Linked DNA regions of Mus musculus: regions 1, 3, 4 and 5 are each linked to region 2. The links are chromatin loops, found by intact Hi-C in ENCODE. Cell type or tissue: left cerebral cortex. All regions are shown on one strand. Region 1 holds the start of Vstm2l (V-set and transmembrane domain containing 2-like). Region 2 overlaps D630003M21Rik (RIKEN cDNA D630003M21 gene). Region 3 holds the start of Gm34458 (a long non-coding RNA gene). Region 4 overlaps Rprd1b (regulation of nuclear pre-mRNA domain containing 1B). Region 5 overlaps Bpi (bactericidal permeablility increasing protein).

Region 1 (5,000 bases), 290 kb before region 2:
GTACCTAGAGGCTGTTCTGGAAGGACCTGAGACTTCTTGTCCCTTTGCTGTGCCCTTCCCTCCAGTCTCACTCAGTCTCTGTCTCTCTGTCTGCCCCTCTTCATATTTTGAAATGTATTTATTTACTTCCAATCTGCGTTTGAAGAGGAGAACACTCGGGTCCGATCCCCGGTTCTGCCACCACAGTGTTCTGGAAAGATCTTGGATAGGAGTTTAAAGAGCCTCTGCACAGCTGGCTGATGCTGAAGAGGAGCTGTCCGTGGTGCTGAAACTGTGCCTCTAACATGCAACACCTAGCAGGGAGGGAAACTTGAGTTGATCCTGGTGACAACAGTATACTATCCACCATAATATCTGAAAGGGGCATAGGGAGACAGAATAAAGACAGCAAGCACGGTGTGTCACTCCGCTTTTTAGATCTCTCAAACTTTAGGTACTGTGAGCCGTGCTGGAAGCTGGATCCCTGCGGTGCTGTGTGTGTGGAGCGGGGATCTGTCCACGGTGCTGAACCCTCGCATCTAATCACCCCCGAGGCGCTGTCCGCGGTTCTTAAAGGATGAAACGAAAAGGGTGCTGTCCGCAATGCTGAAACAATGCCTGCCGGCGAAGGCAGAGGAGAAATGAGGGTAGGAAGAATCCTTCCCGGGGTCCGAAACCTTGCTCCGGATCTTCTCAAGACCTCGGAGAAGGCAGCCTTATGAAATAGGCTTTTCTTTAAAATAACCCCCCAACCCTCTTTTCCTGTCACAAAAGCCTCAGTTAAAGAGTCAAGGAAGGAATCAGAATTGGACTGCCACTCTTGGGAATGAAAGAGTCTTCATGGTTTACACACACAGACACACACACACACACACACACACACACACACACACTCCATCTAGACCTTTCATCTAGGGAGAGCCTTACAGTCCAGAAGGGGGCGATCCAGTTCACTGTGTAGAACCCCAACACCTCTAAGCTAGGAGCCCCACTAACTGCTGAGTCCCAGAGACAGGAACCACAATGATAACTACATTGTGTGGGCGCCACGATGTTCCCCACTTTACCCACCTAACTCCAAAGACCCCCCCCCCCCCAACCCCCGACACACACTGCTTCTGGTGGTGGCGTCTGTCCCCATTTTTCAGACGAAGAACTCGAGGACAGGAGAAACTACGCGTGATCACACGGGGACCCCAAAGCTGCCAGATCTTAAACTAGTTCACCTATGTCTCATCCCGGGTGCGCCCCCCACCCCTATTCACCTGTCCTGCACCTCGCCTGGCCCTGGCCCCAACACTACCCAGCTGGCAAAGTTGAGCGGCCCCTCCAGCGCACGGGTCTGGTGGCAGGTCGGATGTTTATCCCCAACGATCGGATTTCGACTCCCAACACCCTAGTGTTCCGCCCTGCGGGGGGTTAGGTCCCCAGGTGGCCTTCCACCCCCGGGCCTGCCCCACCCCCGCTCCCGCGCGGGAGGCCAGTTGCGAGTACCGCTTTAAAAATCCCAGCCTGGGCAAAACTTTGATGATAAATCAAGCTGCGGATCCCTCCGCCGCCGCCGGCTCAGGGCGGGGAGCGAGGGGGAGGGCGGGTGCGCGGCGGCGCGGAGTGGCCTTCCGCGCAAGCGAAGAGTCCCGCAGTCGGAGGCGGCGGGCTGGGCGTGCGCTCGCTGCCTGCAGCCGGGGCCGGGCCGGGGCCAGCAGGAGAGGGCGGCGGCGGCGCCGGGCAGGGTACGGCGGGCGCGGGCTTTGCGGGCTGCGGAGCCCCGATGTGAGGCGGCGGCGCCCCCGGCCGGAGCGCGCAGCATGGGGGCCCCGCTGGCCGCGGCGCTGGGCGCCCTCCACTACCTGGCACTTTTCCTGCAACTCGGCGGCGCCACGCGACCCGCAGGCCATGCGCCCTGGGACAACCACGTCTCCGGACACGGTGAGTTTGCGCGCAGCCCCCACGGACTTCCCCCCACTGAACCCCACCCCGGTCGCAGCCGCTCCAACTTGGCGGTCGCGGTGCTCGAACCTGCGCCGACTGATGCTATGGCCCAGAGTTCCGGGGCGCCCTCTGCTGGGACTGGGGACCCACCCTGTCTCCTATCGGGGCCAGCTCTGCGAGAAGGGGTTCCCAAGAGCACACTCGCTCTGGCCCCAGCTCGCAGAAGACCCCCTCCACGCGCGTACACACTCACACGGATACACACACCTCTGCGACCATACAGATGTCTCCAACCGCGGACACACTCAGCCACGCTCACTGCATCCCACACTCACAACTCTGCACATCCCCTCTGAGCCTCTCCTCGCTGGTAAATATACTTGTGCCCACTACGCACACGAATCAGACACTGGCTGGTGGCTCACCCTGCCAGCTGGCACTCGGGCACACACGCTTCGCTTCGCCACAACTCTTGCCTGTCTGCCTGCAGACACGGATACACATGCACGCACGCACTTGTGCACACACTTTGCCCACCCACTTCTCTCTGCCCCGATTCCTTTCTCCTTTGTGGGTTTAACGCTGAAACTGCTCCTGCATCCTCTTCATCAGGATCCATCCCTTCCACGGCCGGGAATGGTCCTGAGGGGCGCCAGATGCTGTTGCTTAAGACCTGCTAGCCTGGGTGGCAGCTTCCTTTGCCATCCATGTGGGTGGGTGGCATCCAGGGGTAGGGACAGTCTGGGGATAAGAAGGTAGGGACGGAGAGCTGGGATACACTGGAGTAGTTGAGGTCTATTCTTTCAGCTAGAGGCCAGGAGTAAAGAGGAATGTAGGGTGTTTGTCCCTGGGGGGATCATGAACCCCTTGAATCCTACAGGACACCCCCATCTCGGGGACCCCATCTCAACCTTGCCCCTAGAGGACTGAAATGTTGAACTCCAGCATTGTGGGAGCAAGGAGAAAGCAAGTGCTGCCTGCACGAGTGTCTGAAGCGCCTTTCCTCCCCACAGGAGCCCAAGTTGGCAGCAGAGTTGGGTGGTGTGGGGCAGGCAGCTGTGGAGGCTCCCTGCCCCTGAGCCATGCTGTGTGATGGGGCAGGGGTGGTTGAAACCAGAGGTGACCCTGCTTCCGTCCATCCCTTCCCTCATCAGAGGCTACAGCACACGTGCTGTGCTCTGTGTGCCCAGGCTGGGAGAGGTTTGAACAAAGGGCTGAGAACAGGATGATTTCTTTTGATGGGAGTGAGTTAAAGGTGTGCGCCAGAGCCTGGAAACCCAGGCAAGGCCTTTTACAGGTGTGCTGCACGATTGGGGTTGCTCCAGAGGGAGGGGTTTTCAAAGCCATGCTCAGAATTCCTGTGCCTAAGGGAAGCCCAGATCCCCGTATCTACATACACCTCACCTCCTCGCTATGTTGGACAAAAACCTCTCACATACCTTGATGTCCATCATGATTTCTGCTGGCCTGGCAGGAAAGGTAGAAAACAGGGAAAGGACTATTTTGATGCTCTATTCACAGAGGAGAAATCAAGTCTCAGAGAGGTGAAGGGAGTTGCCCAAGGTCACACAGTGAGAGAGCGGCTGAGCCAAGACTGGCTCCAGGGTCTGTCAGGCGAGAAGCAGCACTTTGTCCAGGTCATTTCTCTCCCTGTCACATTTTTTTTTCTCATTCAGGGGAAACTGGGAATTCCTCCCTTCTCTCCCCTCCCGTCTGCCTGTCCAGCTCAGTTCCTTGGCACTGTCAAAACTTATACTAGGAGGCCTCTTCAAGAAGGACTTGCCTTTCTGAGTTTGAGATCCCTTGAGGTACAAACATAGAACTCTGAGGCCTATGGTCATTGTCTTTGGGGCACCAGACCCTCCGAATTTGGGTCATTCTTGAGTAAGCAGGCTCTTTCCTTTGTGTGACAGTCTCCTCCTGCCCCCTGGTGCCAGCTGCGCTGAGAGGGGCACAGCCCTACTGATCTTCTCATCCCCACTCTGGACCAACCCCTGAATTGGGGATTCAGGGAGGTGCTGGATGCAAAGGGGACAGGACCAGTTTCTGAGAATCTGATCTCCTCTTGACTGTCTCTGGGTAAATGGGTCACCCCTTGGGACCTCCTCTGCTCTGTCCCTCAAGAGATGGCCCCACTGCTCTGCAGGGGCCCGTCCACCCTCTCGACATTGCCAGGCTCAAAGTCACCAAGCACTGGCTGCTAAGGAGCCCCACAGCTGCCCCTCTGCTGGGTCCAGCACCCTGTCACCACAGGAAGGGTCTGGAGCCACTCACTTAATCACAAAAAGAAACAGTTATTAATGATAGTGAGACGCGGCGAATAAGTGGGTCATGTCTAATAAGCCATTTGTGTTCAGGAGGAGAATACCAATTTGATAAAAGCTGTGTGTGCTGAAAAAGCCCCGAAATTGCTGTTTAGCAGATTGGAGCCTGATCGTTTCATTATTCCTGGGCTCCGCATGTCCTCAGCTGATTCAGGGAATAAGGCCAGGTCAGGATGGTGTCTATGGGTTTAGGAGAAAGGGTTGGGGCTCGGAGCAGGGAGTCCTAGGGATGAACCCACAAACCTCAACTGCTTAGCTTGGTGTCAGCTCACGGCTGCAGCTCCACCTGATCCTGCCCAGCCACCAGCTATTGCCTTGCACCTGTCTGTCCCTGGGGTTGTCACACGGAGTGTCTGTGACCAGGCAGGTCAGCCAGCAAGGATGTCTGTTTACTCCCCAACACCCCCCTCCCCCAACGTCCACTCAACCGCCTTCAGAGGAAGCATCGCCAAAGCTTGCAGAATGGATGGTGCCTGGCTCTCAGAAGGCACCCGAACCCCAGCACTCAGAGACAGGATGGGGAGACTCACACCTCCTACATCGCAATGGCAGCTGCTCTGGCTTTCCTCACAAGAAAAGGGCAGCTCATGGCTATGCCCCTAGCAGGGGTGGGAGGGGATGGACCTACAGTGTATGGAATGCTGACTGTGTGTTCTAAGTGCCCAGACCTCTCCCCACTGTGAACTCATGCAGGCTGGCATTAGATAGATACTCAAGAAAACTGCGTTTGGAGAGCTCACCAAACGACTCACCCAAGGTCACTGT
Region 2 (5,000 bases):
CCCCTGGCTTCAGTTTATGGGTGGTAATGGATAGGCATGAACAGTCACTGAGGGACAGATGATAAAAAGGTCCTCTGACCCTGTGATGGTTATGATGTGTGTGTGAACATGACAGAGTATAGAATCAGCTAGGAGACTAGCCCCTCGCGCTTATCTTGATTTTGGTGATTGCAATGGGAGACACGCCCACTGTGGGTGGCGCCATTCCTGGCTGGGCTCCTGGGTGTATATTCCCAATTATGGATGTGATATGACCAGCCGTTTCAAGGTCCTTGTCTTCCCCACCATGAAGCACCCTTGAACTGTGAGCCAGAATAAACTCCCCCTGGTTGCTTTTGCCAGAGTATTTCCTCATAGTGACAGGAAAAGAAAATGAGGTATTCTTGCTCTGGGGGCACTGACAAGCTCCTACAAACTTACAAAATTCAAGGCTAGAAATGAGAGTGCAGAGGCTTGAGCAGTCAGGTGACCTGGGGCTGCCCAGCCAGGAGGACCTGGCCCAAGGCAGAGAGAGCTGTGTGGATTTTAGGTAACCCCCAAGTGAAGGGTTACCAACAGCTCCAGGCTCAGACTTCAGATGTGCAACCACAGTGGGCAGCATATGCCAGCCCTGGATTCCCCATGTGTGGTGGGGAATCCCCAAAGCTCCTTTGTCACTGATAAGAGACCATGCTGGAAGACAAGGATATTCACAAGTACACTAGTCTGGGGCACACACACAGCCAGTGCTCAATAAATGCAGCCCCTGTGACTGTATCTTAATCACTGTTTGAATGCATGTTTTCTGCCTTGCCCCAAACACCAAGGCCTGCCAGCTTGATATGTTAACTGCAGAACATAGTGAGCCCTGTAAAAATGCCATGTCCCCTGTAGCCTCCCCTTCACCTGGTGGATGGCAGTCTCCAGGTGGCCCAGGCGGACGCGGAGCTCCAGCCTTCGGAGGAGTTGATTGGACGCAGTGACCAAGTCATGAAGCTGACCATCCACAAGGTTGTACAGGGCAGCAGCCTCGGTCAGATGGCTCCTGGGACGGGGCAAGAGGGTGAAAAAGATGTTCTTCTCTGTGCTCTCATCAGGCAAGTGCCTGCCCTCCTAATCTGTGGCCACAGCTGGGCTGCCAGCCACTGACTTACTGTGTGACCTAGAGCAGGTCCCTAGCCTTCTCTGGGCCTCAGTGGCAAACCTGAGGGTGCCACAGGAACTGAAATGATTCTTCTCCTTTTTGGTGGAGTATTAAGCCAGCTGGGTAGATCCGAGTCTGAACCCCAACTCTGCTAACTGCTAGCGTGGGTCCTTGTGCAACATCACCACTTCGGGGGTCTCTGGCTCCACAGGTGGATTTCTGAGTTCGAGGCCAGCCTGGTCTACAGAGTGAGTTCCAGGACAGTCAGAGCTATACAGAGAAACCCTGTCTCGAACCCCCCCCCCAAAAAAAAGTGGGGATAGTAACAGAACTCACTTCCTGGAGTGGCTGTGAGCAGCGAGTGATCTGAGCAGGGGCTTCCAGAAGCTCAGAGCTCACATTCCACTCCAGGCCGGCATCAGGCCCTGACCGTGAAACTTTCTAGTACTGCTTCCGGGGTTCTGGCCAGCCAGGGGACCTTGGACCTTCCCTATGTCATGAGAAACATTCAGTGGAGTGTCAGGCCCAGGAGGCTGGGTGGCATTCACCCATTTGCAACATGCTATCTTCCTGACCTCCATTCTGCAGGGAACAGGTGCAGAGAGGGTAGCAACTGTAACCAGTGATGGTCTTTTGTCTCGGATAGAGACTCAGGGTCAAAGGCTGGTTTCAAATTCCTATGTAGCCAAGAATGGCATTGAACCTGGGGTCCACCTGCCCTGCTAGGCATTTTTAAATTGGCCAAAGCCAGAGGATCTAAAGCCAGGGGACTTCTCCCATGGAGGTGCTTGGTGAAGGGAGAAACCTGGAGTCTCCCATCCCTTCCTGGGAGCCGGTTTTCAAACAAAGATGATGGAAGGAAAGGTGCCTTTTCAAGGGACCCCAGTCACGGATCCGACATTCATCAGAAAAAAAGTCCAAAACTCCTGAAGGAATGGGGAGCCACAAGGGCTGCAGGGATGAGCACAGAACAGCAAAGTGCTGCGGTGAGCATGGGCCCACAGCGCCCCCTGGTGGAACTCCAGGTCAAAGGTCTGGAGGGACCTCAGGTAGTCAAGATGGGCTGGGTGAAGCAGGTGAGGCAGTGACATGGTGGATAACAACAAGGCATTGTGAGGGGCAGGAGATGGAAAAGGGAGAGATCCGTGTGTGGAGGGGGGAGACAAGAGCGGAAGTCCTTCAATGCCTGTCTCTGGCTAAAGATGAAGGAGGGGCTGGTGAGGTTATCCCCAAGGTTCAGAGGGTAAGAAGGTGGCTTCCCTAGCCTCACCCTACGCATTCTCTTCACAGGGCGGCCCCACTCCTGAACTGTAACTGGGAATGAAGGAGGGGAGACCGGGTGTCTATACCTGACATCGGGGTTAGCATTTAGCCCGCTGGCCTCTTGCTGCAAGCTGGCCAGAGTAGTTCCACCTTCCCTCTGGAGAGCCAGCAGGCCCGGGTCCCTCAGCACCGTCTCCATCAGCTCCTTGGACTTGCTCAGGCACCTGGTAGCCTCCTGCCAACAGAGGGAGGTGTCCTGAGGCGCAATCTCCTCTCACCACCTTCCAGGGATCCCCACAGGGAGAGAGCCTGACTTTCCCAGCTGAGTCCAAGCATCTCCATCTGTCCTTCAATCTCTAACACATCTGAAGCTACGGCCCTCCTATCACCATGGTAACCTCACTGGTCCTAGCTCCCTCTTCTCTCTGGAACACCCATCCCAGACTCTTGGTTGAGCTCTCTGATGCTCTCTGGTTTTCCCTGTAGCCAAAACGTTTGTTTTAAACAAACAAACAAACAAACAAACAAAACAAACAAAAAAACAAAGGGTATACCCCATGATCCCCTTCTTCAAACTCCCCTGGGCTCCGCAGCCCAGCTCCTGGGCCCATCTCTCAGAGATGTGGTTCTTAGCCTCCCCCTAACTCTGCTCCACAGACATGCAGCTACTCTGCCTCAGGGTTGTTGCACATGCTTGCTCTCTGCCTGGAGGCCACTCACCCGCCTCGCTCTTCTCACTCAATCTTACGTTTACAGCATCTGGCACAGCTGGTACTGTCTTCCTTCCCTCCCCCACCCCATTCTTTCCTTTTTCAGCATAGGGTCTCATGTATACTAGGCAATTATTCTCACCACTGATCTATATCCCCAATCCCTCATAACTACGTTTTAAACGGCCACTCTGCCACTGCACCCTGACCCTCACCAGGGCACAGACAGGCAAGCCAGTTCCTCAGGCTGGGTCCCCAGAGCAGGGTGCATGGTGGATGCCCAAGAACTATTGGCTAAAAACTAATGAGTGAAAAGCAGAGTGCCCCTCGCCAAGTGTCCCTTTCCCCTCATGCGCTCTTGGTACTTAAAAGCCTGAGGTATGCTGGTAGCTTCCTCACCCTGCATTCCAGGTTTACCTGCACCCCACCAGGGGGTTCACCCTTCTCAAACTCTTGGATGGAAGCCTGCAGCAGGGAGGAGGCCTGGCGAAGGTCAGTGAGGAATGGGTCCAGTTTCTGCAGGGACAGGAACCAGAGCGGAGCTCAGCCTGAGGGAACCGAGAGGAGAGGCCTTTCCCTAGGGGACTCCGGAAGGGACCAGGCTTACACTACATCAGAACCATCAGGAGAGCTGGTGAAAGTGCCTCTCCACCATGCCCCAGTCTTCCTCTCACCTCTACCCTACCCCTCGCCCCATAGATGTGCCAATGCTCTGGGGCAGTCTGAGAACATCTACCAAGTCTCCAAGCCACAGTGCCACTACTGCAAGTCACTGTGGTCTGCAGTGGGGGAACAGGAGCCAGAGGAGAAAGAGGGAAGGCCTGAGCTGTTCACAGACCCTGGGGGTCCTTGCAGAAGGGGTAGGATGGAGGTGTGAGGGTGGGCTAGAGAAACACCTTGGCCCAGTTGAGCCATTGGCTAGCTGTGAGATCGCATGCAACCTCTCTGGGCTTCCCTGTACTTCTGGGAGGTGAGAAATACAGTACATATTTTACAGCAGGATGAAGGGTTGATGGACTAATTTGTGACAGAATTGAGTACAGAGCCCAGAGCTTGCCAGAATCATGATCACCATCAGTTTTACACTCTGGATCACCCAGTGAGATTCCCCTTAAAGGGACAGCCTGAAAGTTGAAGTTCAAAGGTCATGGGGTTAATGGGAGGCCTCTGGAGAGGGAACCTGGAGCCCGGGAGCAGGACATGCCACTGAAAAAACGAGTAGACGCTGCTCCCCTCTCCCTGTTCAGGCGGGTGATTCCAGGACACCGAGGCCAGGATGCCCAAAACCCTGTGCTAAGTGTCCTGTAGAACCTTGCACATTTCCTGGGGACTACAAATTGGCTGGCAATGACTCAGGTACCTGATGCCAGTAGAAGCCTGCAGAGGGTCCCAGGCATCAATGCCTCCCTCCCCTACCTCCATATTTTGTTTCTTTCTTTCTTTAGTTTTTATTGGGAGAGGGGTATGCACACCATTCTTCCTCTCTCTGTCTCTGTCTTTCTCTCTCTCTCTCGTGTGTGTGTGTGTGTGTGTGTGTATGTGTGGTGTGTGTGTGTTTGCATGCATGTGTGTGCGTATGTGTGTGTGTGAGAGAGAGTGTGGTGTGTGTGTGTGTGCATGCATGTGTGTGCGTATGTGTGTGTGTGAGAGAGAGTATGGTGTGTGTGGTATATGTGTGTGTGTGTGTGCATGCATGTGTGTGTATGTGTGTGTGTGTGAGAGAGATTGTGGTGTGTGTGTATGTGGTGTATGTAGTGTGTGTATGTGGTGTATGTGGTGTGTATGTGGTGTGTGTGTATGTGGTGTATGTGGTGTGTGTGTATGTGGTGTATGTGGGGCGTGTGTGTGTGTGCGTGTGTGATTCAGGTGATGTGTCATGGAGCTGGTTCTCTCCTTCCGCCTTT
Region 3 (5,000 bases), 97 kb before region 2:
TGCAGCCTATTGAGGAAGTCTTTGTAACGGCCTTTGATCTGGGTCTTAGAAATCAACAACTTTTGATCACTCGGAGGAACAGAAGAAGGTAGGGTGGACTTAGGCAAGACAACAGCCTGGACAAAACTCAAGTACCTTCTTAATTCAAGATTTTCTTTTTTAATCATGTGTGCGTTTGTGTGCCTAGTTCGGGTCTGCAGGACTGCAGTGCCCATGGAGGCCAGAGGACCAGATGCCCCTGGAGCCATTGATCTGTTTGGGGATATTTCACATAAACGGAGTCATATGATGTGTGGTCTCATGGGAGCAGCTGCTTCCAGGTAGGGAAATGCTTTCAAATCACATCTGTACTGTGCTCACATCACTTCCTCCTTTTCATTGCAGAGTAATACTCCGTTGTGTAGATGCCCCCTGTTTGCCCCCTATCAGTTAGTGCAAGTTTGGGTTGTGTCCACTCTGGCTTTGGTGAATGTGTTTTCCATTTTCTGGTTTCGCTCTGGGAGGAGCCCGAAGGTCCAGTGTTTGCTCCGTGCCTAACCTGATGTCATAGGGGATCGTGTCCCCAGACAGCTGCACCACAGCTTGTCTCTGGCAGAGCTGTGAGAGCGGTCCAGGCTTTCCACATCCTGCCTTCGACTGTCATTATCTGCCTCAGGGTCACAGCCCCCATGTGGGTGTGACATTATCTCCTTGTGGTTTGGAAGGGAAAACTTTTCAGTGACTCTAATTATCTTCCCATGTGGTCAGTAAGCCTTCTGCATAGAACTCCTCCCTCTCCCCCAACTTGTTGTGTGTGTATGTATGTGTGAGTCTCTGTGTGTGTGTGTGAGAGAGAGAGTGTGCACAGATATGTGAGTGTGTGTGCATGTAGAAGTGTGATTGTGTGAATGTATGTGTAGATGTGTGTGCATGTGTGTAGATTGTGTGTGCATATGTGTTGGGTAGATGTGTGTGTGTGTGTGTGTGTGTGTGTGTTTGTGTGTGCATGCATTTGTGAGGGAGGGTGGATGTGTATGCATTTTCTGCAATGGAAGACTTCAATAGCATTTGAAGATTCTGGTAAGAGCAATTCATTCCAACTGGGCATGGTGGCACACACCTTAAATCCCAGCATTTGGGAGGCAGAGACAGGCGACTCTCTTGAGTTCAAGGCCAGCCTGGCCTACTATAGAGAAACCCTATCTTGAAAAAAACAAAACAAAACAAAACAAAACCAACTGATTCCTCCTCTGAGTCACCTCGAGGGGCCGATGGCTAACGTCTGCACAGTGCCTCAATCTGTGTCTCATACCGCTAAGAGCCAGCACGTGATTACTGCTATTGCCGTTATTGTTAAAATCTGGCTCTGGGTCTGGGAAGATGGCCCAGTGGTTAAGAGCTGAGTTCATTTCTTAACACCCCATCAGGTAGTTCACAATCACCTGTAACTCCGGTCCTAGGGGATCTGACATCTTTTTTTGACCTCAACAGACACCTGCGTGCATGCAGAGCCCATATATACATACACTTAGGCACATGTACATACACATAAAATAAAATAAGTAAGTCTTTTTTTAAAAACAGCATTATATTTAAAAAAAATAGTCCAGCCCTGACTGATTTTGGGTGACTCTGGCCTCAAGTTGCTTTGCTGGGCTTCATTTTTCTCAGGACCATTGGGGGCCTCAGCAACACAGACCCCAGCAGCACCAAGTTCAAGAAGCCCTCCCCCCACTGAAGGAATGCGCCAATGAAATAGGAGATAGAAAGAAGGAGGAGGGGGTCTCTGTGATGCATGAGAGACAAATTGCAAGGGCTGTTAAGATTTGGCACTGCCAAGTGTTGGGTGTAGACGGCTTGTCAGCCCTGAGCAGGGCTGGCCAGATCTGAGAAAGAATGGAGGGGGAGTTGGCAGAGAAAATCTTTTCAGGGGGCCTGGGGCCTGGTGGTGCCTGGTGGAGCATGGGCTGCCAGTGCTCATCTTCAGCCATCCCTGTAGGGCAGGACCACTGTAGCTAAGGAAAGCATCAGAGACCAGGCGCCTTCTTCCTCAGTCCCCATTATGAGCCCCTACATAATTCTCTTCCTGGCTTTGCACCAAACTCCCAGCCTGCTTCCTGCCTGCCTGTCCTCTGCGTATCCACCATGGAAAGTGTCTCTGCTGCCTCCCAAAGGGTCACTTGGCAGCTGTCCCTTTCAGATCTCCCTACTGCCTTGCTCCAACAGCCCCTTGCTGGACCTAACTTTCTAGAGCAAGATTGGCTGCCACTGCTATCAACCCACAGCCCTCCAGGGGGCACAGTTATGACATCCTAGCTCGTCCCTGTGCTGAAGTTGGGAGTAATTGCCACTGTGGGACAGCGTTCCCATTCAGGGTTGATGTGTAAATAGAAAAGGCACAATCACCAGTCTGTGTGAGCTCCTAGCTGTAATCTCAGTACTAGGGGCGTGAGGCAGGAGAATTACTGAGAGTCTGAGGCCTGGGTTATGTAGTGAGTGAAACTATCTCAAAAGAACGAGGAGGAGGAGGAGGAGGAGGAGGAGGAGGAGGAGGAGGAGGAGGAGGAGGAGGAGGAGTGGGGAAATGAGTTAGTGGGTAAAGATGCTAGCCTAGCAGTTATGAGGACTGGTTCATGTCCCCTCGTGCAAAAGCCAGGTGGACCTGGTGGTCACCAAGAATCCCAGCCCTGTGGAGCAGACACAAGGGATTCCCAAAGCAAGCTGGCTAGCTAAACTAGCAGGAATTGGTGAGTTCCAGGCTCAAGGAGTACCCTCAACCCAACAAATTAGTGGCGGTTAATGAAGGAAGACACCAAATGTCAACTTCAGCCCCACCCCCACATGCATGCTCGTGCATGCGTACACACTACCACACACTCAAACATACGCATAAAGGCAGGCACAGGATGTAGCAAATGTGTGAGTGTGAGTGTGTATCTGTGAGTGTATGTCCTGTGTGAGTGAGTGTATGTGTGTGAGTGTATTGTGTGAGTGTACTTATGACTGTGTGCATGTGTGTGTGAGTGTGCTTGTGTGAATGTGTGCTTGTGTGAGTGTGTGTAAGTGTGCTGTGTGAGTGTGTGTACGTGTGTATTACAACTTACTGATAGACCAACTGCTATTTAAACTTCACTGTGGTGTGACAATATTCTCACATGACAATTTTCCACTTGGTAGGCCACATTAAAATAAATCAATAATAATGAGCTTTAATTCCAGTACTTGGGAGGCAGAGGCAGGAGGATCTTTGTGAGTTCAAGGTCAGCCTGATCTACCAAGTGAGTTCCAGGACAGTAAGGGCTACATAGAGAAACCCTGTCTTGAAAAACCAAGAAATAAAAATAGATAGATAGATAGATAGATAGATAGATAGATAGATAGATAGATAAGAACAAAGAAGAGCAGGGTGTGGTGGTGAAAGAGTAACTTTAGCACGTATCGGGTGGGGGTAGAGGGTCAAGAGTTCAAGGTCATCCTTGGGCTACATAGCGAGTTCAAGACCAGCCTGGGCTACAGGAGAGCACGTGTCAAAACAAACAAATGAATGAATAAATAAACAACCTCAATCTCAAATCAAACCCAGGTAAGCTAGCCAAGCCTTTGTTGTAAAATAAAAGTTTTCCTGATAGTAAAACCGTCAGTGAGTCGCAATACACATGCTGGGCTCTGCCTCAACCGTAGGCTGCCAGTGGCCAGCGCACCTGGGGGAGGCTGGGCTGAGCAAGGGTGTTTGGCTGGCTGTGCAGTAAATACATCGGAAGGAAGGCAGTGAGGAGTTTGTGGGAGCACTCACAGGGGCGAGGGGCGTCAAGTGGAGGCCAGAGCTGATTGATGTCCAGGTTCTTTCCTCAACCACGTCTCCATTTTAGCTTTTGAGACAGGGATCTCACAGAACTGGGAGCTTGGTGATTCATCTAGACTGCTGATCAGGGAGTTTTGGGGGTCCTCCTGTCTCAGCACCTCACTCTCTGTCTGTCTCTGTATCTCTGTGTATGTCTGTCTCTCTCTCTCCTCTCTCTTCTCTCTCTCTCCTCTCCCCTCCCCTCTTCTCCTTCTTCCTCTCTCTCCTCTCTCTCTGTCTCTATCTCTGTTTGTCTCTGTCTGTATCTGTGTCTCTGTCTCTGTCTCTCTCTGTCTCTCTCTTGTGGGTTCTGGGATTCAAACCCAGCTCCCCTAACTTGTGCAGCAAAGCACTTTACCTTCTGAGCCATTTCCCCAGCCCATAAATACATTTCTTACTATAAAGTCTCAAACTTCTGTTATGACTCATCGTAATTGGACAAGCGCATATTTTTTTAATTTCTTAATTTTATTTCCTCTGGCAAGGCAACTGTAGGTTTACTTTTTATTTTGGCAGATCGGATTTAAGGAGAATACAAAGGAAAATGATGAATATCGATTCGGACACAAAAGTAAATATTTAGAAAGACTGTGAAAAGAAACCCCAGCAATCGCTAGAGACTTCTAAGCTGCAGATTCCTTTCTTCTGAAGTCTCTGGGGCCGTTTCCCAGAAACACTTTCCCTCATACACTTCCTGAGGTGGCCGGGCCCTGCCTGGAACACAGAACACACAGCTTCCAAAGCTGGGCCCACACAGATGCACATCATGCCTGCTGAGGTAGCCTTCACTTCCTAGAAAACGGACTCTCCCCCCACCTCCTTCCTGCCTCCCGCACCCAGCTCGCAGGCTGCTGTACCTTCCTCCAGCAGCTCAGCTAGCATGCTTCCTGCCTGTCTCTGGAGGATCCTCCTCAGGCTCCAGGCTCCACAGTAGCTTCCCTGCCTCGGCCTGTGTCCAGCCTGTGTGTATAATATAGATTATATTGTTAACTGTCATGTGCTGTTGGAGCTCACCGAGAAACCACCTATGGAGGTGAGGTTCACCCTCTCACCCCCATTTCACACCCAAACATGTGTGTCTCAAACTATCCTCTAAGGCCCCTTTGTCTGGGGATGGAATGGCACCCTAACTCTGTGAAGGGACACAGCAAAGCAGCCAGAGGATAAAAACATTGTGTCT
Region 4 (5,000 bases), 130 kb before region 2:
TCTTAAAAAAATAATTTAGTATTTTGATTTTCCTGGTATTCTATATTGTGAAGAGTCCCCTTGCACAAGTATTTGCACTTTGAAGGACAGGAGTCTTCTCACTGTATTTTATAGATTTCTATTAAATTGTTGATGTGGGGCTTGTTTGTTTGCTTGCTTTTGTTTTTGTTTTTACCTCTGAGGAACTGGAGGTTAAATATGGGACCTTGAATATGACACTACCACCGAGCTGTGTCTCCTGCTCTCTTTTTCTTTTCTTTTTTATTTTGAAGCAGGATTTTACTAGGTTACCCAGGCTGGCCTTGGAATTCCTTCTTCAATTGAGGCTAGCCTTAAACTCCTTTGTAGTTCAACCTGACCTTGAACTTAGGATCCTGTTATTTCAGACTCCCAAATAGCTGGGATTATAGGCCTACCACTTCAAATTGTAAATGTCTAGGGTTTTTTTGTTTTGTTTTGTTTTTTCACCACATTAAAATTATCAGGAATTGCCTAGTCTTAAAAGTATTTTGTTTTTATCCGTTACAATGTTCTCAGTGTCTGTATAGACATGTAACTTTGTATGCTTGCCCTGTTTATGAAAATCCCTATCAGATATGTGTGTTGGATTTTTTGTTTGTTTGTTTGTTGTAAATATTTTTTATGGGTATGCATGTTTTGTCTCCATATACATCTGTGCATCATGTTCACGCCTGGAACCTACAGTGGCCAGAGGAGTGTGTCAGATTCCCTGGAGTTAGAGTTACAGATGGTTATGAGCCACTATGTTGGTGCTAGGAATTGAACCCAGATCCTCAGAAAGAGCAGCAGGTGCTCTTAACCTCCAAGCCATCCCTCGAGCCCCAAGACTGGGGTTTTTGTCGAAACACTTGAGGGTCCCCAGAGGAAAAAGAAGGGCCCAGAAAAAGTTTGTGTATGTTCCAGTGTTTAAGAAGCCCACTGTCATGTGACAGATGGATGGGTGTCCAGAGGACATTCCTCTGTACTCATTTGCCATTTGTCCTTTTAGAAGGTTCTCTGTGCATGCTTGTCAATGGCTTTAGTGATTAAGCTGACCAGTCCGCAGACGTGGGGATGCAGCCACAGTGTCTTCTTCTCCTTGTATCTTCCCCAGCGTCTTACTCAGCAGCTCCAGCCCTGCTCTGATCCCCAGAATGTATCCTTCTGAAATGTGGTAGCTGCCCTGGAGCTGGCAGGGAGAGAGGGACAGGTTAGTGACGATTTTTGTTCTACATGGATCTGTGACAGAAAATTTGAAGCAGCATTCTTATTTCCAGTATGAAGATATAGGTGCTGTTCTTTCAGCCAGATGATGGCTGAACAGATGTGCTTGCTGAGGTTTCTGATTGTAAGAGCAGGTCCTGTGAGCATTGAAGGATGAGCCTTCTGAGGCCTGAGAGGGCCTCGGCTAGGTTAGACCACATCCAGGTAAAAGTTTACTTCCTTTTTCTTTTCCCACTTCCTGGTCCTGGCATTGGAGCTGTGTCCTTGTGCACGCTAGGTAAGTGCTGCACTCCAGAGGCTCAAAAGCCAGCTTCTCTATGTTACAAAGTAGCTCTTGGAGTTACATTCAGTGTGGTACCACCATTATTTAAAGCAAGGCCCTTCATGAACTGCATTGCACATGATTTTCACCTAGGAGGAGCTGTGCCCTATGTCCCATATTTATCACAGCAAAATATGATAAAGGAGACAGCCATGGTGCCCCATAGCTGCTTTTCAGCATTCAGGCCACCCCAGTGTTAGTACTTATATAAACACTCTAGCCAGGGGAAGAGTGGGTTTGAAAAAGCTTATATTCGGGTCAGCATTTTTTAGGTGAGTTGCTAGAGGAAACACAATTTTGTTTGTTTCAAAAATGAAATTGCTGTAGAAAGGTCACTGTCATTTTAACCTCTTACCCCAGAGCTCATCTGTAGCATGTCAGGTCTGGCTCACTGCCCTGGCCATAAAAGGCAAAGAATGTGGAAGGCCCTGCTCCCTCAACGCTTTGTTCACTGTGCCATGATCCCTGAGTTCACAGTGTTAGCCAGTGCTGTTAGTGCACTTTCTCCTGTACTTTGTGGCTGTGAGGCAAGACTCCAAGGCTTTGCCAAGAGCATAAATCCTAGACATTATCTCAGAACACACCTTAGGCTATCTGTATTTGAAACATTGCTTGGCAGCCACAGAGACTCTAGAAGCTCATCACAGTCCCCTGGATCTTGACTCCGGTGGTGGCAGAAGGTCAGATGTGATGTGACCCGTTTCAGGGTTCTGCACTGATGTTCAGTGGGCAGGCTGGCGGCTGCAGCTAGGGACTGAAGTATGCCCAAGTAGGAAGCATGTGGGTGGGACTGTTGGGTTTGCCTAGGCTTCTTAGGGAAGGCACCAGCGAAGAATGAGAGCAACAAAGACCTTGTATTGTAGGTGGAGGGTGGGGGGCAGCTGCCAGAGAGACCACGGCTAGTAAACTCACTGCAGCAACAGCATCCTGGGGTGTTGATGGTGTGACTCCTAATCTCTTAAATGCATGGACCAAACAGGGAGGCATGAGTAGTAGACTCCCATGCCTGGGTCAGGATCACACACAAGCATAGGAGACTCTGAATAAATAGCCTGTGGATTCTGTCCTTGCCCTGTTTAAGTGGCTTTTGGAGTGCTAAAGAGCCAGGAAAACTTCATCCTTTGGGAATCAGAGTGCTCCTAGTGGGCCTACTCACAGGAAACTGCTGGGTGATAGTCACTGTTCTATCACTGTGAAGAGATGTCATGACCAAGGCACCGCTTAAAAGAGAAAGCATTTAACTGGGGGTTTGTCTACAGTTTCAGAGGCTTAGTTCATTATGGCAGCGAACATGGTGGCACACATGACACTAGAGCAATAGCTAAGAGATATATCCTAATCCACAGGCAGAGAGAACTGGGCCTAGCATGGGCGTTTGAAACCTCAAAGTCCACCCGCAGTGAGACACTTCCCCTGCAAAGGCTACACCGACAATAAAGCCACACCTCCTAACCCTCCTCTACTAGTGCCACTCTCTAGTGACCAGGGATTCAAATATATGAGCCTGAGAGGGCCATTTTTATTCACATCGCCACAGGTCTCATTGTGGAGGAGGCAGGAGTTGTGACGCACACTGTTCTCCAAGGGAGCCTTTCAGCAACAGCTCGAGGACCACACACTGCTAAGAGGAAAGGCATGAGAGTCTTTGATTTTCCTGAGCTCTTATTGCCCTGCTTAAAACCAGGACACTGGGAAGTTCCCTCGGGGCTGGAGTGGGGAGTACACTCCCCTACCTTGGGGAGTGTCAAAACAGGAAAGAATAGAAATGTGAACTGAACTGAAGTTACACATGGGGTAGTTTTGCTTGGGCTTGTTCTTGAATGCTTTGATAGACCGTGACAGCATTTATAGTTGAGTTCATTTGGAAAGCCTGAGTCTTCAACAAGGGAGGAGATGGAATCTGCTCAGTGACCATAAGAGGGCTAGCTACAGCGAGGCCTGTCCCTGTCTGTCACTAAGCTGGGCTGTTGAGCTGCCCCGTGAGGCCCTTGTTCTAAGGCAGTCTTGACTGCAGTAGGAACTTGGAGGCCAGGCCTGCTTGCCCTGTTGATTATTTAAACCTCTTGGCCCACAAGGCTTTCATTTGTTCTGCTTTTGAACAGGATCTCTCTGTGTAGCCCAGGTTGGCCTTGAATTCGTGATCTTCCTGCTTCAGCCCTGCTTCCAAGTGCTATGATTAGTCATGTGTTACATCTAGAAAGAGACCATTGGCCTGATGTCTAAGACAAGTGCCACGTAAATATTGGTGCAGGCAGAGGCAGGGGGCCTTGGCCTTGTAGAGCCCAGGCTTAAATGTGGCTTCCGTTGCAGGAATGAAAGTGTTGCCTGAAGTCCAAGTTTGAGGAAGATTCCTATACGTATGTTTGTTCTCTGTGTTGCTAATTTATCTCGCTACTGTGCTGGGCACTGTGGGGTGTGGCGGATATGGAGTGAGGCGCGTGTGTCCAGAGCTTCCTGGTTTGATGGAAGAGTCCTCTTTAATAGTTTTCCATACATCCTCAAGATTGTGTCCTGTGTGCAAGGCATTTGGCATTGAAGAACTGAGAAATTACTGCTGGGTGTAGTGGTGCACACCTTTAATTCCAGTACTTGGGAGGCAGAGGTGTGTGGGTCTCTTGTGAATTCAGGGACAGCCTGGTTTCCGTAGGAAATGTGTCTTAACTAGGATGGAAGAGCCAGAACCATTGCTAATCCCTGGCCTCTGCATCTTCCCAGTGCTTTGGGTGCACACCTTTAGGAAAGTCTACGCAGCGTGGGTTGGGCCTTGAAAACCTCCTTGTCCTTACAAAATGTTTGGGGGGGGGTGGGGGTAAGCCTCTAGTGTTTCTAAGCCTCAGACCTCACATAGCCCAGTGTTTTCTCATACAGATTTATTAGAAGTGTTGTGAGCTAAGGACAGAAAACCCTGCCCCATTTCTATCATTGGAAGTGTAAACTAAAGGAAGCTAGAAGTCCGATGGGACTGAGGTTAACACAGAGCAGCTACTGGGATCTCTGGTCGACCAGCAAGGGGCAGGGCCTGCAGAGCAACGGTGTGGATGGACCCAGCAAGGGGTGGGGGCTGCAGAGCAACGGTGTGGGTGGACACCTGCTCTTTGGGAACTAAGTGGATTTTCTCAGGCAGGTGGAGCTCAACCAGTAGGTAGAGGGGCTTTTGCTAGAACCCAGAGAAGCAAGAGATCCTCCAAGGCTTTGGGCTCTGACTCGTGGTAACAGGGCACTTTGTACCTTCTCAGTGGCGAGGGTACAGGGAGAGTAGATTCTAGGTGAGGCTGGCAGCCTCCTAGAGAAATTAGCACAGAGACTTCAAGGACTACAGACCCAGGCGGTGGTGGCAGGTGAGTGTTTTGAGCATGTAGAGAACTTGCTTGTGAGTGATTGATCTGGGGTGGTCAGTAAGCTTTTAACACAAAAACTGTGCTTTCATCCCTCCTAACGCGGAACCCTTAATACA
Region 5 (5,000 bases), 61 kb after region 2:
AAGCACCTGACTCAGAGTGGGGGGAGGGAGAAGAACCATTAAGGATGTCACTGCATCCATGCAGGGCTCACCAAGGCCCGTAAGAACTTAAGAAAGGTACAGAGCGCCCTGGACACTTAGCACTGGAGGAGCTGGCCCAGTCTGGGGGCAGGAGGAAATGACATTTGAACCGAGATGAAAAGAATGCGTGGGTAGAAGTTGCTGCTGGGGTGTTTTGGACAAAGGGGACCACATGTACCAACTGTGGTGAGAGGAAGCAGAGGTACTGGGGAACAAGGCAGGCCAGTGTGTCTGGTTTACAGAGGCGCAGGGCAGTGGGGAGGTGGAAATGGTGAAGGGCAGGTGTCTGAAGCTATTAAGAAAGTAGTCCAGCAAGCAGGTTGCTGCAAAATGGGGAGAGATGTCTAATGGAGGCTCCCCCACCAAGGCCTAGCCTAGCTGTCAGGGTTCCCAGGTACACCTGAAAGTCTCCTGTATGTCCCCACATGTCAACCTCCAGGTGGCTGATCCGACTGTTCCACAGGAAAATTGAGACTTCCCTGAAAAACATCATTTACAAAAAGGTAGGAGGCCCTGGGCATCAGTGGGGCAGGGCAGAGGCCTCAAGGACATACCTTGGCCTTCATCCCAACCCCTCAGCATCCATAACTTCATCCCCAGAGCTGAGCTATGCACTTTACAGCAAAGCCCTATAGAAGGCATAGGGAGGGGCTTCCTCCTACCCAGAAAACCTTCCTGTAACTGCCTGTGTGCACCCGCCTCTGTGTTCACAGTGGAACAGCCACAACCTCCCTCCTGTCTCCTCCCCTCCCCGACCCTGCCTGTTCCTGCCCTAGAAAACATGGCACCAGGAAGAGGCATCTAGACGGGGTCCCCGTGGAATGTGGAGCCCAGTTAGAGTGAGGGTGCAGATGACAGGGTGTCCCCCATCCCGCCACAGTGTAACCTACTGCAAGAACCCTCTGTGTCCACACTGGGTACTAGGTCCCAAAAAGGTCAGCAGCAGCAGGATATTCTGCTTGGCAGCAGCCCCCACTTAAGAACCTTGGGTGCCTCCTGCCACAGGCTGCAGGGGGAGGGCCTGAGCAGGCTGGAGCAGGCTGGGGAGTTGGCCAAGAAGGGAGCTAAGGCCCTGGGAGGCTGCAGAGACTCTTGGGCTCCATTTGCTGATTTGGAACCAATACCCATTGGTCTCGTGGGTAAGCGACAGAGGGCTCATAGTATCTCAGGAGTAGCCGGAGTGTTCAGCCATCCCTGAAACCCCCTGTCATCCTGGGCCAGGGAGAGAAGTGGCCCAGGGCCTCAGAGAAGGGTGGCCCAGTTCCTCTTGGGACTTTACGGCCTCCTGTACCAGAAGCACATCCCAAGTGAAACTTATCCACCCCTTCTCTCTTCCCTTCTTCCTCCCCACCCTCCCTCTCTCCCTTCCCTCCTCCCTCTCTCCCCAGTTGGGGGCTCCAGGAAGGATCTGGGCTGCAAACCAAGGCCTAGCAATAAGTGGACTTTATTCTTTAATCCATTCAGCCAGTCTGGATCTTTTAATCAGAGAGTTAAGACCATTTACACTCGTAGTCAGCTCACCTGCGTGCCTGTGCGTGTGCATGTGTGTGTGTGTGTGTGTGTATGTGTGTGTGTGTGTGTGTGTGTGTGTGTGTACAGGGTATGTGTGCACTCACATGTGCCAGTGCACACACGCTTCTGCCCACTGGTCAAAGAACAGCTCAGGTGTCTGTCCCCACTTTCCACCTTGCTTGAGCTGTGCAAGTCCCTATGTTGCTTGTCTGCAGCACACCAAGCAAGGTGACACTCAAGCTTTGGACATTTTTTGTCTCCACCTTCCATCTCTCCATTGGAAGCACTAGGTTCCAGATGGTTGTACTACCAGCTTCTACACAGGCCCGGGAGATTCGAACTCAGCCCCTCACTCTTGAGTGGCAAGCATCTGTACCCCACATTTAGGGTTGTCACTGAGAGGTGGTGCACACCAACTTCTTTTTCTTAAAGGTTTTCCGGGTTACCAAGTTGAAGCCCCAGTCTTTCCTTCCTCTCACTGGTTTTCTCCTAATGAGACAGATCCTTGCCCAAGCTCTGTACTGGTGTGCATCTCTACTGTGTGTCATGTGTGCTCCCACACACCCACCCACACCCACGAAGGATTCCTCTAAATAGCACCTTCAGTACTGCTTAGTGGGGAAAGAATGGCTTTAGTCTGTGGTCATTGTAGGGGGTTTTTATTTCCCTTTGGGTTATAACTTTTCCTGGTAGCCTGTAGACAGTTCTTTGTTTGGGGACTGAGAAGGTACGTCCCTTACCCCTCACCCACCCCCTGCCCCAGGCTTCTGGGACAGATGTATTGTCACTCTGGTGACTTTGATTGCATGAGTGGCTTCTCTTCTGCTGCCTCCAGAGTTCTTGCTTTATAGAGGCTTCTCCTCTTGAGCCTCAATGGGTCATGAGACAGTCCTGAATACCTAGTGTTCTTAAATGTCATTTCTTTCCTCAGATCTGGGGGATTTCCTGCAATAATTCTTTTGTTTGTTTGTTTGTTTGTTTGTTTTGTTTTGTTTTGTTTTGTTTTGACTTTCGAGATAGGGTTTCACTGTGTAGCCCTGGCTGTCCTGGAACTCACTTTGTAGACCAGGCTGGCCTCGAAGTCAGAAATTCTCCTGCCTCTGCCTCCCAAGTGCTGGGATTAAAGGCATGCGCCACCACGCCCGGCTTCATTCTTTTTTTTTTTTTTTTTAAATTGAATAATTTTCCACCCTTGTTCTGTCTCAGTTACCTGGTGACCCACTGGTCTAGTTATCGTGACACAGAGATCTTGGATGTTGTGGCCATAGATCCTTTCCCCTGGCCACTGTCTGTGTGTAGTAACCCCTCAATCTTGCCTTCAATTCCCAACATTCCTTCATCCTCCTGGTCTAGTCTCTCAGCGATGGCATTGATTATTTTACTCATTGCTGGTTCAAAACATGACAGAGGTAGCAAGGGTTAGTTCAGCTGTTGCTTGAAGGTGTGGCCCAGAATGGAAGGGCGGTCAGGGCAGCGAGAGAATGAGGTGACGGTACCACCACACCCAGTCAGGAAGCAGAGAGATAGATGCTGGGTTATTCCAATTTTATTCAGTTGGGGAATCACCTCTTGGAATGATGCTATCCTATAAAGCCTTTTCTTCCTGCCTTGAAGGCTAAATCTTGGGCCCTGTACTCACCCGGAGGATAAAGCACAGCTTAAATGAGCCAGTGCTGTGTCACACTCTTGATAAGACACTGTCATAAAAGTTCCAGTGACAGCCTGCCTGACCTTAGGCTCATTAGCAAGTCCAGTTACATGGGCACAAACACCGGGATTGGTCTGATGGCCTGGATGGGTAGGTGCTACGTGGCTGACAGCCAGGAAGCCTACAGAAGGTGGATGTGAAGGACAAAGGGGGCATCCATGTCTTAGGTGGGATTGGGTGAGGTTTCGTCATCTCTTCAAAACAACATGCAATTTAAAACTTGAAATTCTCATAGTTCTAGAATTTTCCATTTCCATAGTTTTGGATAATGGTTGATTGTAGGTGAGCAAATTTTGCCAATGGCAGAGGTTTATCTAGGTTTATCTAGAAGTTATCTAGGCTACTGGAATTGGCCTGTTCCATGTCACAGGTGGGGGAAATACGGTTCTAGAGAAATAGAGAGACTTCCTCAGCCATCAAGTCGGTCAGTGTGTCTTCCCTTGTGAGCCATATCATGGGAAGCTGCCAGAAATGGCCTCTTCAGTCACGAGGCTAAGGTGAGGGTGCCCACCAACACCTGAGACTAGAGGATGCACCACTATCAAGAGCGCAGAGAAAGGAAGACTAACCATGTTCCAACCTGTGTTTGTTCACTACTTCATTCATGAAAGATCTGAGACAATAACAACAAATTAAGTAGTTAATTAATTAAATAAAAAATAAATTAACTAACAATAACAGTGAGTACAACACTATAGCATAGATCAAATACCCATTAGCAAAGTTTTACATGCAGGAAAGACACGGAACACAAGTATGCAGGCAGTATAGTCTTGCACAACAGTCGCTGTTTCAGAGCTGGTGGCCAAGGGAACAAAGGAAGCTCGGTTAGCTGCATGTGTTTTAAAAAGACACCAAAGGAAGGGAGAGTGCATGCTGTGACTTTGATTTGGATCCACAGAGTTCATGCAGATACATGAATTTAATCCCCAAATTAGTCTGTTAATGGTCTTTAAAGGTACAGCCTATGGGAGACAAATCAGGGTCAAATGAGCCCCCATGATGCACTGCTGCTTGATAGGAGGAGACAGAGGAATCCAAGCTAGGACATGTCTCTCTAACTTGCCATGGTCTTCCCTCTGCCACGTTACAATGCAGCAAGAAGTCTCCTCCTGACACCAAGCAGATGCCAGCCCCTTGTTCTTAGGCTTTATAAAGAACCATGTGCTAAATAAACCCGTGTTCTCTGTAAATTACTTGGTCTCCGGTATTTTGCTATAGCCACAGAGAAAAGATGGAGACAGCATGTCTTGACTCTCAGTTGTGGGTGTGACGCTTTAAAAAAAAGAATTATTTATTTACTCTGTCACTCTCTTCAGACACATCAGAAGAGGGCATCGGATCCCATTACAGGTGGTTGTGAGCCACCATGTGGTTGCTGGGAATTGAACTCAGGATCTCTGGAAGAGCAGTCAGTGCTCTTAACCACTGAGCCATCTCTCCAGCCCCTGTGGATGGCACTTCTCATGTCTGAAGCTCACTGACATCTCTTTGGTTGCCCCTAGATCTGCAAGATCGTGAGAGACTCTGTGTCCTCCAAACTGCAGCCTTATCTGAAGACCCTTTCTGGTGAGGGCTGGGAGTGGGCTGAAAATAGAAGGGGTATCGGGAGTGGCAGGCCTGAGCCTGTTGAGGAGGGGCTGAGCAGGCTAATTCCACCAGAGCTGGCATTGGGCCGGTTCCTTCTGTGTCCAGAAGTAAAATGGAAAGTAACTGCCTT

Evidence for each region. Peaks named below come from ENCODE experiments on the same cell type or tissue, not always from the same donor. Only the 100,000 strongest peaks of a DNase experiment are listed, where the experiment ranks them.
Region 1: it touches region 2 in a loop (2.9-fold over the local background); 2 of 42 quality-filtered maps call a loop at or near these places.
Region 3: it touches region 2 in a loop (7-fold over the local background); 20 of 42 quality-filtered maps call a loop at or near these places.
Region 4: a loop joins it to region 2, with 2.7 times the contacts of the local background. A loop is called at or near these places in 14 of 42 quality-filtered maps.
Region 5: a loop joins it to region 2, with 2.6 times the contacts of the local background. A loop is called at or near these places in 24 of 42 quality-filtered maps.

Annotation. Positions count from the first base shown.
Region 1 is chr2:157,913,024-157,918,023 of GRCm38, forward strand. Vstm2l (V-set and transmembrane domain containing 2-like) reads left to right here and starts at 1,630. Exons shown (of 4, transcript NM_198627.2): 1 at 1,630-1,908. The coding sequence starts at 1,788. In left cerebral cortex, CTCF peaks have their summits at 928 (motif pointing right) and 2,043 (motif pointing left); DNase peaks (open chromatin) are centred at 297, 485, 907, 1,509 and 4 more places; H3K4me3 peaks cover 2,030 bases; H3K27ac peaks cover 812 bases.
Region 2 is chr2:158,202,188-158,207,187 of GRCm38, forward strand. D630003M21Rik (RIKEN cDNA D630003M21 gene) reads right to left here. Exons shown (of 14, transcript NM_177657.5): 9 at 3,514-3,612; 10 at 2,473-2,621; 11 at 886-1,024. Among named protein-coding and RNA genes, the nearest start is that of 1700060C20Rik, 13 kb to the left of the region's middle. In left cerebral cortex, a CTCF peak has its summit at 2,134 (motif pointing left); a DNase peak (open chromatin) is centred at 2,111.
Region 3 is chr2:158,105,155-158,110,154 of GRCm38, forward strand. Gm34458 (a long non-coding RNA gene) reads left to right here and starts at 100. Exons shown (of 2, transcript XR_001783529.1): 1 at 100-320. In left cerebral cortex, a CTCF peak has its summit at 2,262 (motif pointing right); a DNase peak (open chromatin) is centred at 2,277.
Region 4 is chr2:158,069,447-158,074,446 of GRCm38, forward strand. The region is part of intron 6 of Rprd1b (regulation of nuclear pre-mRNA domain containing 1B); the gene reads left to right. It overlaps 2010009K17Rik (RIKEN cDNA 2010009K17 gene), which reads right to left. Exons shown (of 4, transcript NR_040609.1): 4 at 918-1,189. Among named protein-coding and RNA genes, the nearest start is that of 2010009K17Rik, 20 kb to the right of the region's middle. In left cerebral cortex, no CTCF peak of the experiment used is centred here; a DNase peak (open chromatin) is centred at 2,209.
Region 5 is chr2:158,262,946-158,267,945 of GRCm38, forward strand. Bpi (bactericidal permeablility increasing protein) reads left to right here. Exons shown (of 15, transcript NM_001356542.1): 5 at 500-563; 6 at 4,786-4,849. Among named protein-coding and RNA genes, the nearest start is that of Gm34571, 6.5 kb to the left of the region's middle. In left cerebral cortex, no CTCF peak of the experiment used is centred here; a DNase peak (open chromatin) is centred at 2,132.